Linked DNA regions of Homo sapiens: region 1 is linked to region 2. Evidence: chromatin contacts called from ENCODE Hi-C data. All regions are on one chromosome and are shown on one strand. The core of a region is the stretch at or near the end of the contact, and the rest is flanking DNA. Distances in the headings are between cores, read along the strand shown.

What was found. Hi-C counts contacts between places; a loop is a spot of excess contacts on that map. Pooled maps may share reads with other maps.
Region 1: a map of OCI-LY7 shows a loop between it and region 2 (7-fold over the local background). The contact joins two enhancer-like sites. A Hi-C loop is called at or near these places in 1 of 168 maps with a recorded cell type or tissue (OCI-LY7), 4 of 37 single-sample maps with no recorded cell type and 5 of 50 pooled maps.

The regions. Positions count from the first base shown.
Region 1 is chr18:24,491,400-24,497,101 of GRCh38, reverse strand. No RefSeq gene overlaps it. Among named protein-coding and RNA genes, the nearest start is that of HRH4, 34 kb to the right of the region's middle. RefSeq lists an enhancer at 4,712-4,881 and a silencer at 5,062-5,121. Within about 2 kb of position 4,406, at least 2 of the 41 ENCODE cell types and tissues checked have a DNase peak (open chromatin) inside an H3K27ac peak, as active enhancers do; they include OCI-LY7, where a contact is called at or near this core.
Region 2 is chr18:24,921,672-24,927,736 of GRCh38, reverse strand. No RefSeq gene overlaps it. Among named protein-coding and RNA genes, the nearest start is that of LINC01894, 63 kb to the left of the region's middle. RefSeq lists an enhancer at 3,152-3,837. Within about 2 kb of position 4,441, at least 2 of the 41 ENCODE cell types and tissues checked have a DNase peak (open chromatin) inside an H3K27ac peak, as active enhancers do; they include OCI-LY7, where a contact is called at or near this core.

The DNA of each region.
Region 1 (5,702 bases), core at 3,157-5,656, 430 kb after region 2:
TATGTGTGCTAACTCCAGAGGGCCTGCTTACATATGAAATGGTTTTGCTGGAGTGTTCTAGCTTTGAAAACTTGCTCTCTTGGCCCTTTTTAATAAGTGCTCATTGCTCTCTAAATATTCCCCCATCCCCATGCTGACATGAGTAATTGAAGCTCTCAGGGAATGGGACCAGCTCTGAGAAGGAGAAGAGCGTTCTCAGACTCGATTGCAGACAGTGGGCTGCCATTCCTTAGAGTCTCTCAGAAAACCTGTCTTTAGCGCACATGGTCTCACTCTTTAAATTATCACTCTCATGCATGATGCTGAGATGATTTAGCTTCACTTCAAGTTTAGAATGGAAAATCATACTTGTTATGGAGATGTATTTCCTGTTATGAAAAGGAACTGGATGGCTGGAGGTAGATGGTGGTGATGGTTGCACAAAAGTGTGAATGTACTGAATGCCGCTGAATTGTACCCTTTAAAATGACTAAGATGGTAAATTTTGCTATGCATATTTTAACTACAGGGAAAAAAAAGGAACTGGTACTGTTTCCAACTTCAGGAGGTGGGATCCACAGAAATTAGAGCAATATGCCAACTTCAGATCAGTAATATTTACAGAATCCTCCTATTCTGTTGGTTTTTGCAGATACTTACACCTTACATTGGCATAGAATTGCTTTATAGTTTGAAAACCACTTTTATATACACTATTGTATTTTACCCTCTCTGTGTATACAAGACAAGTAGGTTTATCACCATATAACAAATAAGGATTGTTGCATTAACTTTGGTACCTAAGAAATGACTCCAAGACCCAGCAGCTTGAGTATAATACTCATTTCGGCCGGGTGTGATGGCTCACACCTGTAATCCCAGCACTTTGGGAGGCCAAGACAGGCAGATCACTTTAGATCAGGAGTTCAAGACCAGCCTGGCCAACATGGTGAGACCCCATCTCTACTAAAAATACCAAAATTAGCCAGCCATGGTGGTGCATGCCTATAATTCCAGCTACCTGGGAGGCTGAGTACAAGAATCACTTGAGCCTGGAAAGTGGAGGTTGCAGTGAGCTGAGATCATGCTACTGCACTACAGCCTGGGCAACAGAGTAAGACCCAGTCTCAAAAAAAAAAAAAAAAAAGAATACTTATTTATTTTACTCCACAATCTGCAATTATGTTCAGGGCTTGGCAGAGATGGCCACCTCTGCTCCATGAAGCATCATTTGAGGTGGCCCAACGAGGACTAGAGGATCCACTTTCAAGAATGGTTCCCTCACATGGCTGCCAAGTTGGTGCCAGCTATCAGCTGGGATCCGAATCAGAGATGTGAGTTAGGGGTCTGAGTTCTTCTCCACATGGGCCCCTCCCCAGGACTGCTGGGGCTTTCTGCAGCACAATGGCTAGGTTCCAGAAGTGGGTGTTTCCAAAGATAGTAAGAGGTAGCTCCCAGTCTTTGAAGACTTGGGTGCAGGAATGTGCACATCTTCACCTGCACTGTATGCTCTCGGTCAAAGCAGCTACAGGGCCTACCAATCTCCCGGGAAAGGAGACATGGACCCAATCTCTTGAAAGAAAGATTGTCAACCAATTTGTGTCCATCTTTAATCTGCCTCAAGGATGTCAAGACTTGGAATAGGTTGGCTATGATTGCTCAGAGATGTGACCCTTCGTTTTCTTCATGAAATTTCTGGATTGGTGTGATTATTATGCACTAAAGTCCATCTAAGTCACTTTAAATGATTTTCTTCGCATGAAATCTGTTGATAATCATGCTTAAACCACTTTCCCTCCTTTAAGTTAGAGTACAAGAGTGAGTTCTTAAGAGTTATTTTTTCTACTGTAGAATGCTTTGAAACACATCTCTTCCAGCTCCAAGATCTACGTATATTCATGAAATCCTTAATTTAGTTTCTGCCAATGATTTAAACACTATTTTTATCATAATACTTACCACCACCAAATGTATATAAATGCAAAATCATATGTCCTAGATCAGTTTTAATGTCATGAATGATGTTTATCAGATTATCTCAAGTAAGAAGTGAATTCATTTGATGTTATCTAAAAATCTTAAAGATTACAAATGTGTTATTACAGTTGTGTGTTTATGGTATGAAGCTCCTACTTTAGAGTGAAGCTCTTGTAGGTGAAATAACAATTTTCTTTGAAGAATTTTACCTCGTAGCTAAATTTGCTGAGAATAAACCATTCCATCAAGTGGGAGATACTGGCCTATGAGTACTGCATGTTGACAAATAAGGTTGTTAAACCATGGAGACCAAGGAGAACATTCTTTACAATGAAGCGGTTGAGGTGGTCACCACCTTAACCAAACAATCAAACTCACAACCACATCACTAATGGTGTAACAACCTGATGTTAAATGCCTCCCAGCATGATACAGTAGGAAGTAAATGGTACCAACTGTAAAATAATCTTGCCCAAAATGACTTGACTCTAATTGAGCCTTAATATCTTTCAGTAAGCCTTTCTCAGCTAGTTCCTCAACTGAACCATGGATCCACAGAATATGAGTTGAGTGATGATTGTCAGTTCTCCTAAGAATGGAACATAACTACTACTATTCTAGTTGCATGGGATAGAAGTTAATTCACGACCTAAAATGAGTGCCTTAGGACAACACACCTCAATTCTCTCATGGGTCCCCAGTTGTGAAGGGTCAAGTTCAATGAGAAAATAATCAGACAAATCCAGAATGTAACATATTCTACAAAACAACTCATCTACTTTCTCCAAAGAGAAAATATCGTGGGGGAGAAAAAAAAACATGATGATTATTAATTAAAGGACTCTAAAGACTTCAGTCACAGTCGATGATAGTTTATGCCTCTTTTTGGCTTTCATCTACAAGGATTCATACAGCCTGTGCTCTTGTATCAAGCTTCTTTCACTCAACATGTCTGAGATTCATCTATGCTATTGCAAGATGCAGTATCTCTTTCCTTTTGTTACTGTGTAGCATTTCTTTGTATATACATATGCCACAATTCAGTTATCTATTTTATTGTTGATGGATATCTGTGACATTTCCAACTTGGGGACATTGTGAATAAAGCTGTTGTAAGCATTCTTGCACGGGTCTTTGATGGCATATGCAACTCTGTGGTGTAGACTTAGGAGACGAATTACTGGTTCATAGAATCAGTATCTATTGAAGGGTTTTAAATACTGCCAACAATTTTCCTAAGTGGTTCAACCAATTTGCACTTTCAGCCAAAGGATCTGGGAGGTTCAGTTGTTTCATACCCTTGCCCCTTCTAGGGGATGGGGAAGAGGTCATATTGACAGAGAAACAGCTTGGGGCAACCTTCAGGGGCAATAAAAATATTCCATATATCAACCTGGTTGGTGGTCATATAGGGGTCACAATTTTTACATAAGTATGTAAAAATTGATCAAGGTACAGGTTTAAGGTTATACACTTGTATGTAGGTTCTGCCTCAATGAGAGATGAGAGAGCAAGAGATTAAAAAGACAACAACCAAATGTAACGGGTGAAACTTGATTGGCTCCTGGTTCAAAACAAAAAACACTTATCAGAGACAGTTTTGAATCACTTGGAGAAGTTTTAATATGGCCTGGATATTAGATGTTATTAGGGAATTCTTTTTCATTATCTTAGGTGTGATCATTGTATTGGGGTTATTTAGGAGAATGTTAGTATTAGGAAATGCATGCTCGGGTATTTAATTAGGGATAAATTGTCATGCTGCCTGTAACTTACTTTCTAATGTTTCAGCAAATGTGTCTGTGTGTGGGCGGGGGGGGGGGGTCTGTGTGTGTGTACACATAAAGATAAAAACAAAACAACAAAACAAATATGGAAAAAAATGTTAACCATTGTTGAATCTAGGTGGTGGATATGAACTTGTTATATTATTTTTTCAACTTTTCTGAATATTTAAAACTTTCCAAAACAAAAATAAAATGTGTTTGGGGGAAGATATAGAGAGTTGAAGTGACCAGCTTAAAATAACAAGGTAACAAGGAGAAGACCCTAAAAGAAAATTCTAGCAATCTTGACCCTCTCTGTGCCATCCTGTACATTGTCGCTTCCCGGTGTTCAAGACTGATTGTTAAATTTGAATATGTTTTTTAAATTTTATTTCCTTCTTCAAAGTGCTTCCAAGAGTCTAACAGGAAAGCACAAAGACACCCCTAGATTTCTCTTATAAATAAACTTGCATTCTGCCTGCAAATCAAACCTCCCCCTGCCCCCATCTCTCGCCTGTTACACAGCTACTTTCAAAATCACTCCACAATCATTTGACCCATGTCCATATTCCCTTTTTCTAATGCAAAAGCTAAATTGAAAGCTAAGCGGCCCTGGCAGCCCACAAAACCCCATGATTTCTGCCCTGAGCGGGAGGGGACCCGGTGAAACGCCGCGCCGCTGTTTCAGGTTCACTGCCCAGCTGCCACGCTCAGCCGAGCTTCTCAGGTGGCTGGGCCACTTTGAAGGTTTACTTTCAATTAAAAAAAAAAATAAGAAAGAAGCCAAATCAGCAGCTGTCAGGGATGCAGGGGAGATTTATTCCGGGTGGTCAAAGGGGAGCGTGGTCCCCAGTAAAGGCCTAAAGTTAGGCAGGAAGGAAATTCAAGCTGGAGAGAGAAATTCCTCCTGGCAAGGTCAGCCGATGCTGGGCTAGTCCTTCTGGGTAAGGCTGCCCGATTCCTATTGCTGGACCTGCTCAAAAGGGAGCCGAGGAGTCGGCTTGCAGACACTTGGAGAGTGGGTTTGGGGAGGGAGACTGTCCAGGGGGAGCTTTGAAAGCAGAGCTTATTAATCAGATGAAACCAGGCCTGAGGGATCCAAACATGACTGATTTTCAAATTGCTTCCTGATTCAAAAGCTGGTGTTGCCCACCTCAAAATGTGATGAGGTGAAGAGGCCAGGTCCCTGGGCAGTTCTGCATGCATCGAGCTTCCATTGAAGTCGGCCTGTGTGAAGAAGCAGAGCAGCTGTGCAGAGCGGAGCTGGAGTGGGGGGCTGTGGTTTTATCACCTTTCATTTCCTGTCTCAGTTCTGATATGGCTTTAGACGTTTCACATGCAAGTGTGAAAACTAGCATGTGCTTTGCAGAAGGAATCAGCCAAGCGCCCCGCTAACCCTGATCAATGCCCTGGTAACTTCTAGAACCAATCAGTCAAGCTACATGCATGGGTTTTAAACTATTCTCATCCCCTCTCCCCTGTTTACAGCCATGTTATTTATCCACGCAATCCCGGAAGTAATTGGAATATAGAAGCTCGAGTGGGTTCTATGCCCTCTCCATTTCCTCTGGACGTACTAATTATCCATGTTATACCCGCTTGCTTCTTACCATGGGTAATAAGGGTTATCACTGACGCTGTTAGTTAAGCTAATAGACATTGCCCAGATATCCCAGACCTCATTAGGTATTTAAGATACCTATATGTTTTTTATATTTTTATATATATTTCAAATACCTATATTTATTTTATATTTGTATGCATTTTAAATACCTAATGAGGTATTTAAAATACATAAATGTATGTAAATATATGTATTTAAATAAATACATATATGTATATATAAAATACATATATGTATATATAAAATACATATATGTATTTAAATAAATAAATATATGTATATATAAAATACATATATGTATTAATATATGTATATATAAATACATATATGTATTAATATATGTATATATAAATACA
Region 2 (6,065 bases), core at 3,192-5,691:
TTCGCCAGTTGGTCCCACGAAGATGTGAGGAGTCAGGAAAATAAAAACCCTGGCTGGATATCCTTGGACTCCACATAGTTGGCTCTACCATATTCCCCTAAATAATACTCACATCCCCTGACAAACAACACTCAGAATCCTAAAACCACCAAGTGGAAAAAAATTGCTACATTCCCACCTACTTTGAATCTCCTCTTTACGGCTTAGAAACCCAACCGTCACTGACATTTGCCCATTGACATTTTCCATGTAGCCTGTTAGACCATTTCTTCCCTCTTAGCATCTTCTACAGAACTTCCATAGACCTGTTTTCCTTTGTCTTTGTACTTTCTGGTTGTTTTCTAGAACTTCTCCAGTTTCTCTGCATGTAGTGTTGGTTCTTGTCCTTAAGGTAAATAAGTTGTTACTGGACCACATCCTATTGTGGGCAGATTTAAGGTCTAATTTAAATAGACTTGGGAGATTAGAGGTATAGGTGATATTAAAATGATTATTATTTTTAAATTTATTCTGGTCTTCTAGAACTTCCAGGGCACCAGCAGCTCTTCCCATATTATTCCATCTGAAATCTCAGGTTATCAAATAGCACACGGCCCAGCCAAGGCACAATATACATGGGACAGTGTCTAGCTCAGATCTCACCTGTGACCTTCCTCTACAGATATATTTATTGAATTTAAAGATGCTGGGATGCCAAGGGGTTATTATAGAAGTATGAGGTTGTATTCCTCTAGGGAGAAGCTCCAGCCTTCTTACCTATTCAACGAATCATCTTTAGACTCCCACTTCCCATGCATATTATTTTCTTTATAAGTAACCTAAAACAGAATCATCCCCTATTTAAGAACTGATAGCATCAGCAAGGCCACACTCCTTTGATGTTTAGGGGCTTTCCCAAGCTGAAAATGCCCTGCTCATAAATCATTCAATCATTCACTGAGGAAATGTTTACTGATCACTGCTGTGTGCACTGTTGTAGGCACCAAGGAAATGAAGGCAGATAAACATGGTCTTTGATATCAAAGAGGTCATAGTCTCATTCAGAAGATAGAAATGGAGACAAACAGCTCTAATACATATAAGCCCTATCTTTTGCCTTGCTCAAGATACCAGGGTGGTGCAAAATAAAAAATAACTGAACTCTGTGTAGAAGGAATAAGGTTAGGAAAAATTTTGCTTCGTGGAGAATATGATGCTTAAATTGAGTATTGTGATATGAGACAGAATCTTCTCTATAAATAAGAAGGCGATATAGAAAGAACAATCTAGTCTACAAGAATAACATTTGCAAAGAAATAAAGGCATAACTTCGTAGTGCGTGATGAAAAAATTCTCAATGAGGTTAAGAATTTAGAGAGGATATGTGGATGCAAGGAGGGGAAGAGTGAAAAGTGGCAAAAGCAGTTTAGGTAGAAAGATAGATACAGAATCATGATTGCCATGGCTTAGGATCTAACGAGGCTTCAGCAGGAGATAAGGAAGAAAAGCTGCTTTTCTGAGTATTTCTTGCTGTGAAGAGGAAGCCCAGCAGTGCTGCCCTCCAGACAGTGCTCCACAGTCAGGCCATTCTGCTCTCTGGCTGTACCTCCATAGCTATCGTCCCCAAAGCCCCTTCCTGCTCTGTGCCTTTGCAAACGTCTGTGAAACCTTCTGCATATCCCAAACTTGCCTACTCTTTCTCAAACACCCCGTTCTGCACCAGTTGCCTTCAGGGCAGCTTCAGTGGCCCTGCACCCAAACTCTCAGTTGATGTGGAATTGGCCCCAAGCCATTTGGCCCTGAGTAATCACTCATATAAGGACTTTCCTCTCCCCACCTAAGATCGTGCATTGTGTGATGGAGTGGAGTGGAGTTATCATCCACAAATTGTGTCTCCCACCACACTCAGTAGAGTGCAGGCCACATAGAAATTATAAAATACAGACTTAGTGATTAGTCGAAAGGGAATGTTGCTAAGGTTATCTTAGGCTCACCTACATTAGAATTAGCTTCTGTAGTTCTTAGAATGCAGATATGGGAGGCCCAGTCCAAGATCTACTAACTCAGATATCGGGCGGGGTGATCTGCAGATTTAATAAGTGCCCTAAGTGGTTTTTATGAACATGGAAATTTGAGAATCAGTGACCTAGATGGGGGTTGGTAAACTCTTTCTGTAAAGGGCCAGAGAGTAAATAACGTAGGCTTTGTGGGCCAGATATGGTCTGTAGTGCATATCCTTCTTCTTTTCAATTCTTTAAAAATATAAAAGCATTCTTCGTTTTGGGCTGTACAAAAGCAGGCCACAGGCTAGATTTGGCCCATGAGCCATAGTTTGTGAACCTCTGGCCAAGATGAGGGGTTCCTCATCTCCTCTAGAGGCTTCAGAGACATGTGAAATCCAGTGGCTTCAGGTGTGGACAGTCTAGAGAGAAATCTCCACTTCGGTTCTTTGCAGGGAGCAGGGCCCATTTGCCCTACAACTTTCCCTTGTGCCCTGGCATTATAGGAATGTGCCCAGGCTTCTTGGCGGATGTCCTCTAGTCTGGCCAGCACCATAGGACAGTTCTCTCTGCCAGTTCCTGGAGCCCGCACCCTGTGGCTCGCCTACATCGGGCCCTAAACACAACCTCTCTCCATGTTATTACATTAATACAGGCAAGGGAGTTCCTAAAACCAGAATGGGACTGCAGTTCCCAAACCCCCTACCTCCTCCTGACCTGCATGGTTAGGTGCTGCCTTTCTGCAGGAGCCTGGATGTCAGCATCTAGATGCCTCAGGACCAGCTGTCCAATCCCCCTTCCACCAATCCCTGTTTTAGGTCCTCCATGAACTTTTTCTTAGGGGAAAGCAGAAATCCTATCCCATCCTGCTGCACTCACAGGAAGAGTTTGACAGTGGTTAAGAGATCATTCTCCTCATTCAGCACCTCGGTGAGGTGTGAATTTGCACAAGATGATTCAATATATTTTCTTTGTGTATTCTTCAGTATATTCATGCTGTCCGGTGAATTTTTGACATTTCGGTGTGCTGCTCTAAGCTGCCCGTGTTGGGGACCTGATCCTGACCCTGACTATGGCTTTTAAGCAAGGAGAGCCAGAATAAACCCAGACAAATAGTCCTTTGCAGTGTGCACTGGTGCCCAGGTAGCCCTTGGTTATCTGCTGTGTTCAGTCCTCCGGAGGGAGTGATGAAAAGGGCAGTCGGCCCTCCTTCCAAGATAGCTTGTAAGCAGTCCTGCCTTGAGGCTGAGGGTAGACGAGATGACCCCTCCAGTCCCATCCAGTCTTGGTATCCTGTGATTTCTCACGTGAGTCCATTTTGTGCCCTGGGCTCACGTACATCAATTAAAAACACAACAGTGTATGCTTCCACAGGAGGGAGGAAAATGAACCATAGCAGTCTTCCTATCCGAACCAGACCCCATTTTTCCAAGTCACCACCTTACTCTCATCTGTAAAGCGCTAAATAGCCTGAGACCCAGTTATCTTTGTGACAATCTCTCCCCAGGTGCCCCATCACGGTAATTACGCTCAGCGGGGAGCCTGGAGCTGCCCATCTCTGGAGTTAAACTCATTAAGACAGGAGACTGAGAAATCTCCGCAGAGGGTCCCTGCCCCTGAAATCATGGGCATTCCTCTTCCTTGGCTACCAGTTTTGGGGTTTGGAGGAGTCTGGGGTCTGGTCTGAGGCTCCACATTGCCACAGAGCTTGCTTTAACCTGGATTTGCTGTTGTGATTTGTACTTTGGGGAAGATACTTACTATGGGAGTCTGCAAAGAGAACAGGTTCCATTTCATGAAATGAAATGAGGATTGAAACAAAGCCATGGAGGTTGCTTATTCCAAATATTGAACATGATGAACAAGTTGATTTGTCAATATTTCTCAAAAAACTTAAAAAGAGCTTTTTCTCTGACAGTGCAAATGACAAGATATTTTTCCCTCTGTGCTGTAAAAAGAGTAAGTTTCAAGAACTTTGTAGGGTAGAGATCCCAGGGATGGGAAGAGGGAGGATTCCTGATCAGTAGGATTGGTATGGGTGATAAGGGGGGACACTCCCTTCTAATTAATTAGTGAAAAGAAAAGGAAGTTTCTGGAGGGAAAACAGTAAGAGTCAAGATATAGAAGATAATTGGAGCCCGAGATAGGAACTTGGTTATGAAGAGAGAAGTATGTTCAAGGAAAAGGAGAAAAGAGTAAGAGAAGGAAAGGGGAACTGGAGGAAGACCTAAGGTACTCTCTAGGAGAATAAGAACTTTCTAATGTCTCATAGTTTGATGAAGGTTTGGATAAGATTTTTCAAGAGATTAAAAAAAAAATCTCCATTTGTTTTGTTTAATGGAATGAAATGTCAGACAGGTGACCTGCACTAAAAGATAAGAGGAACTGAGAAATGTGCTCATGGCTGTGTAACGTGTGGCTTTTCTAGTCAAAAATAAATGCCAGAAAGGTCACAACCTATTTGCCTAAGTTGGGCACCAATATTATTTCTGTACTGGTCAACAAGGAACAACCTTGTACTCAAATATCTATCTGTGACAATACCTGGAAGAATCTGTGGATGTTGGACTTTATGAAGACAATAAAAAAATTAACTGAAATGACTGTGCTTATGAAATGAGAACTATATGGGGCAAATCATGAAATAGAATTATTGCAAGAAATCATACATGAATCTATACTGGGGTTCTGTTATCAAGTTCTATTTATTCCTCATTAAAAGAGTGGTTAAAAAACAAATTGAAACAAAACAAAAAAACCCTCATGGATGGTTGTGGATAATACTAGAGGGTTTGTTCTGATTTGGTTGGGATTTATTTTCTTCTCAAATTGTCCAGGTGCTTCTAAGCATCTTGAAATGCATTTCATGTGGTTTTTAGCCCACGGAAGTTTGTATTGCAATCATTGCAAAGCTCTGGGTTCTGAGCCTGGTAATTTAGAGAGGGAGGAAGAAAATCCAAGGTATTTCTTCCCTCTCTTTCTGCTTCAGGTGGCATTTCTATCTCCCTTGCAGTCCCAGATCCTTGGTGCAGGCCTGCCCTCTGTGACCTCACTTGCCATCAGACAGCATCTGGGTTCTGAAAACACCACGGCCTCAACTCAGACCTTCGAGTCCTAGAGGTTTCCTGTTGTTGTAAATCTCTGATTTGCCTTCCTGCCATTTTTTATGTGTTTGTTTGTTTTTGTTTTTGTTAACTGTTCCAACACCTTTATAACCAGTACCCCATATAAAATTCCCCCCATCGAGCTGATATGAGCTCTGTTTCTCTGGCTGGATTCCAGCTGATTAAGGCACTTATTATTTGGAGAAAATAATTAGAGAGTATATGTGATTTTTTTATTTAAAAAAAGAACAGGGACTATGCTAATTTATTGCTAAAGAGCATTTGTCCTTCTCACTTTAAAATATCTGCAGCCAGTTAATTATTAGTAAAGAGTCGTTTCCCTCTACTTTGTGGATGGTCTGGTAGCCCGCCTATGCTGTAGAGAAGATGGGTCTCCATTGCTCCTTCTGTGGGAAGAATAACTTCTAGCAAGGACCAAGGCTCAAGATGCATCCCTCATTGAGCAGAAGCTTAGAGTCCATGGCATTTCCTGTGAATCACTGTTAAAACCCTCCGTGGCCATAGCAGATTGGGATTTTAGTCTCTCAACAGTTCATACTCATGGTAGGCACAGGAGAAAACAAGGTTGGCCCAGAAGCCACTCAGGTCACTTGTGAGCAAAGACAAGAGGCAATTTCTCAGTGAAAAATTATGGCGGAAAGAAAAGTACAAGAGACCCACACACAGGAACTGAGGACATTTTGAGGCCCCAGCAGAGCTGAAGAAGTTGACCACTTGCAAGAAAGGCATGTCGGAGTTCGCAGTGAGTTAGGAAAGGGTAATTTTTAAGACCCATTTTATTAAGGAATCCCAGAGGACACACACACACACACACGAAATGAGAAGTGATGATTAGAGGGCCACATTCAGCAATTCAATTCAATAAACACTTTCAGAAACACCTTCCCTATGCTAGAGACTGTGCATCTGGTTCAGGGAATAGGGAGAAATAAATGTAACTGTTTCTGCCCTCACGAAGTAA